2 separate regions of the Mus musculus genome follow, and region 1 is linked to region 2. The links are chromatin loops, found by intact Hi-C in ENCODE. Cell type or tissue: gastrocnemius. All regions are shown on one strand.

Region 1 (2,500 bases), 920 kb before region 2:
ACTGAAGCAGCTGAAGGGGTTGGCAACCCCATAGTAAGAACCACAGTGTCAACTAACCAGATGCCTCAGAGCTACCGGGGACTAAGCTGCCAACCAAGAGTACAGACATGGGTGGGTCCATGGCTCCTGCTTCATATGTAGCAGAAGATTGCCTCATCTGACATCAGTGGGAGGGGAGGCGCTTGGTCCTGTGTAGACTTGATGCCTCAGTGTAGAGGGATGCTAGAGAGTTGAGAGGTCAGTGGGTGAGTGGGTGGAGGAGCACCCTCTTAGAGACAAAGGGGAAGGGAATAGGTGGAGTGTACATAGAAGGGAGACCAAAAAAAGAGGGATAAGATTTTAAATGTAAACAAATGAAATGATTAATGGAAAAAAATCTACCTCAAACACCAACTGCACAGTAAGTGGGAGGTGAGTAAAACTCACAAGTAACAACATTGCCCTATAAAAGCTGGGGAAGTTCAAAAGTGTGAAGGAATCTGCCTTAATTATGATTTTCATAGTAGCATTTTTTTTCAATCAGTAATGAAGGACGTCTTATCAATTTTCCTATTTTACTCCAATGCCTAGTGTATGTATGTTTCTGGTTTAGGTTATACACATGGGCACCACTGAAATGAGAAGTCCTAATATTTGTTAAGCCTGCTAATTTAACTGAAATCTAATTCTTCATGCTGGTCTTGGTAGCACAAGCCTGTAATCACACTGAGAGTGGCCAGAGCAGTATGATGACAAGTATAAGATCAAAGCCTTCCTGAGCTTCAGCAGGAGTGTGTGTGTGTGTGTGTGTGTGTGTGTGTGTGTGTATCTCAAAAAACTTCAATGACTCCTTCAGCCATCTATCATATTGTACTTGGTATTTAACCTTTTCTTCCATGAAAGCTAACCACATGCTTGTTTAGAGGGGTTTACAGTTTATGTCGGCTATTCTCACAAAACTAATTTTTGAAAGTTACATCTTCTGAGCCAGCCCTTTGCTATAGCTGTGTGACTTCACAAAGGCTCTGAGAGATCATGTTACAAAAGACTCTGCACTTCAGCTCACATTTGTATAAGGCAGCAGTCATATGAGACGATTCCACTTGCATTCCAGTAGATGAGAAGAGCCAAGTGCTTAGAATCCCTAAACAATCTCACAGCCCTCCCCCCCACCCCACCCTACCCCCCCCCTTTTTTTGGCAGAGCTATGAACTAGGGAAGTCGGATATCCTGCCTCCTAGATCCTATCTGGGTCTCTACTAAATGACAAAATTGAGCATCTCTGCATAAGGCACATGATTCATCTCCTATTTTAGTCGGATCACAGACAATCTGCTTTCTAACAGCTGCCTGCAAAACTCTAAGGAGATTTAAGAGGATACTGTACCAATGACAGTAGATTGTTTTTGCTTCATTTTACCAATAGGTGGCACCGTAGACAACAGTATAGCCCCAGTAAGTCTGACATAATTTTAAATGTAGGAATATAGACAAAGGCTTTTGTTTTCCTTTTTCTCTTCCTTTCCTTTCCTTTCCTTTCCTTTTTTTTGGGGGGTAGGGATATAAGAGAAAACTATCCCACCATGCCCCCACCTATGTTCGATAGCTATATAACTTATTTATGTAGTCACATTTGATAGCTATAAAGCTGATATGGAGCTCCAAGTATAGACTCATTTCTGCTTTCCCCTTCATATGTCCCTTCCCCAATGACTAGTCTAGTCATTTGACCCCATTGACATCTGTTCAATAAGAACTATTGGAGTAGCTCAGAGGTAATTGTGTTTGCTAGGCACGGTGGCTCACACCTGTGACCCAGCGCTTGTAAGGCTGAGGCGTGAGGATTGTCACAAGTTTGAGGCCAGCTGGGAATACAGTGAGTTCCAGGTCAGCCTTGGCTACCCTGTTTCAAATCAGGCCCAACTCATAGTCCCTCCCCCAGGGAAATAAATGCAATGAGCACACAGGTGTTCCCTAGATCAGGAACCTTATTTAAATAAATCTAGAGGTTCTTGTGAAAAAAAATAAAGAAGAACCCATTAGGTGTTGATTCAGAATAATTCCAGGTTAAAGGTTTTATTTATTTATATAGTCACTTTTACCTATCTTAGAAATAGAGCTATGGGGTTGGGTGATGGCTTAGCAGGCAAAAGCTCTGACCACAACCTGAGTTTAACAACCTGAGTTCAAATCCTGTAACCTATGTGAAAGCCAGATGTCAGGGCGCAAATCTGTAATCCCAGCCTCCTACCTTGAGGTGGGAGGGGGAGACAGGAGATTGCATCAAAAGTCCAAGAGCCAGCGAATCTGAAGCAGGTAACAGCGGAGCAATCTAAACAAAAGATCCTACCTCAGCAAAGTCCAGGGCAAGAACCAACTCTTGAAAGTTGTCTCTGTTTTACATGTGTATACAGGCATGCCCATACATACACATAAGCATGATGGTGGTAATAATAATAATAATAATAATAATAATAAATAATGGCTAATTAAAGCAAGAATCTTCAGTACCAACGCTTGT
Region 2 (2,500 bases):
AGTAGTCCCCCGAGAGCCCCAAAGTCAGACACCAAGTGATCTAAGAAGGAGGAAAGGGTAAGAGGGAGGCGGGCATGAAGGCAAGCTTAATGGAATATTCAATATCCTGAGAAATGCACTTTCGGCCCTGCATTTCCAGAGACTAAAAGCCAGTAATGGGCTTTGGAGTCTGCACTTCCTCCCCCTAATGTCCACAGGGCTTTAACGCTGCAACCGATCGATCAGCCTCCTCCGCGAAGGCGGCGGCGAGTGGAGTGCAAAATCTTCCTACTGTGGCCAAAACCCATCCAGTCTCCTCTGAACACCCCGAAGAAGCTGCACAACTTTGATGTGAAAGGATTTGGCTCTTAAAATGCCTGGGAGGAAGAAAGTAGGGGGCGAGGTGGCGCCTAAAGAAAACCCTGGCCTTCTCTCCCTACCCCAACTTCGCTTTGCCCCCCTCCCCCGCACTGGTCTAAGCAGTTGCCCCTAACCTGCTTCATGCGCAAGGTGACCCAAACATCACCAACTTCTGGGTAATTAGAAGTGCCACTTCTAGAAGGAACAAAAGCAGAGCATATGAGCGCCCAGAGGTGGGGTTTTGTGGCATTCTCTTGGTGACATCACAGCTCCCCTGAAAGTGACCCTGTGGATAACCCTCCCCTTCCAGCCCTTGGCTGGAGGCTGGATCTACGCGATGGATCGCAGGCCCCGGTCCGCCCCAACGAGGGCTAGAGCCCTCTTGGCAAAGCTTACTCTCCAGACCAACTCTGTCCCTAAACTGAACTCGACCCCAGCTGGCTTCAGGTCACCCCGAGGCCTGAGTCCCAGGGTCGCCTCTGCGAAGCTGTCCAGGCCCGCGGACGGTCAGAGTTCTGCCCCAGCGTGGGCGCCCCGAGAGACAGCAGCCCGCGCCGTCGAGTGCGGGGTAGCAAACTTTCCGCGGTCCTTCTCCCCACCCCCCACGCCACAGGGGTGCGTCTCTGCGAAGTGCTCGCCTTTCCCAGCCCGCCAGAGACAACTACAGCACGTGATGCACAGAAACAAAAATAAACACTTCCCCTTCCCGGACCGCCTCCGCGAGCAGGGGGCGCCCTGCTCTGTCCAGGAGCCACAGCCCCCCGATCCTGATTGCTGCCCCCAGAAGCTCCCGGAGAGAGTGACCCCTGCCCCGCGCCGCCCTGAGCCTACCTCTCGGATTTAGTGAACTTCCGGAACGCCTGGCGCAGGTCGTGGAAGGACCTGTAGGTCTGCGGCTCCGCGGAGATGCCCTGCGCCCGGGTGGTCCGCGGGCCGATGTGGGTGGAGGGCACCGGCAGCACCGACTGGCATTTGTGGAGTTTCCTCTTCAGCTCCTGGATTTCTTCCTCCTTCTCTGACAGCCGCTTCTCCAGCTCTTTGATCCTCTCCTCCTTGAGCATGAGAATCTTCGCAAAGTCTTCCTCCAGTTCGCTCATTTTTATGGTTAAGCCCGATCCCCCTTCTAGAAACTTTTCCTGCCGAGACGGCGGCTGGGACGGCGGCAGAGGAGCGCAGTGAGCCTGAGACTGGGGCGCTGAGCCCGGAGCAGGGAGTGCAGCCCCGCTCCTGCGATCGCTCCTGCTGAATGGGCTGGAAGCTCAGAGGGGAGGATGAGGCGTCTAAAAGGAAGGAGAGGAGAGGCAGAGTGCTAATCCCTAGCGTCTCTGGGGAATAGGTGATTATCTTTCATTGAGAAACCAATTAGAGCCGCCCTTCCTCCCCTGAGACCCCCCCTCCCTCGTCCCCCTTTCCCAGTCGCTTGGTGAGAGTACGCGAGCGCGCCACCCCACCGAAAGAGCCTGGTTTCCACAGAGGGTTGGACCAGGGAGCCTGTGTTCACTCCATCATACTCTTCTATGCTATATGGTACCAAAAGAAGGGAGTGGGATAGGGTGCTTCATGACACTTGATCCTTGAAATAGCAACAATTACCATGTGATCTCTCAAGGATGACGCAGTGCTTGTAACTGGATCCTGCGGGGGGGGGGGGGGGGGGGAGGGAGGGAGAGAGAGACAGAGAGAGAGAGAGAGAGAGAGAGAGAGAGAGAGAGAGCGTGTGAATGTGTGTGAGAGAGGTTTCATATATATTAAACTGTCTTTAGAAAATAACCTAAAGAAATCCATCTTTTTTTTCCCACCATGTCCTTTTCTGCTATGCATGACTATGGACGTGGTCAGGAGATGCATGTGTGTGTTATCTGTTCTCACTGTGAAGTTCTGAGGCTGAGACTTTCTCTAAGAGGAATGCCCTACAGGGCGATAGTGATTGTGAGGTTTTGTAGCATTTAACTTTAAGTGGAAATTGTGGACTAACATGGTTGGGGTGGAGGTTGGATCAGCATATCACAGTAAGGCAAGTGTTTATAGAAAATTGAAAAGCTGTGCGTTGATTGCGAACAGTTTAAAGTCTGGATTTTTATTTAATCTACTCCAGTTGAATAGTATATATTGAGCATCCAAATATCATAGTCCCTAAGTGGCTACTGTAGCTGCTAAACTG

The links. Hi-C counts contacts between places; a loop is a spot of excess contacts. Peaks named below come from ENCODE experiments on the same cell type or tissue, not always from the same donor. Only the 100,000 strongest peaks of a DNase experiment are listed, where the experiment ranks them.
Region 1: a loop joins it to region 2, with 5 times the contacts of the local background. A loop is called at or near these places in 12 of 42 quality-filtered maps.

What each region holds. Positions count from the first base shown.
Region 1 is chr19:30,842,102-30,844,601 of GRCm38, forward strand. All of the region lies in intron 5 of Prkg1 (protein kinase, cGMP-dependent, type I), which reads right to left. Among named protein-coding and RNA genes, the nearest start is that of Cstf2t, 240 kb to the right of the region's middle. In gastrocnemius, a CTCF peak has its summit at 1,399 (motif pointing right); a DNase peak (open chromatin) is centred at 132.
Region 2 is chr19:31,763,387-31,765,886 of GRCm38, forward strand. It overlaps a transcript of Prkg1 not described here. Among named protein-coding and RNA genes, the nearest start is that of Prkg1, 100 kb to the left of the region's middle. In gastrocnemius, a CTCF peak has its summit at 1,076; DNase peaks (open chromatin) are centred at 450, 1,058 and 1,587; H3K4me3 peaks cover 2,500 bases; H3K27ac peaks cover 2,257 bases.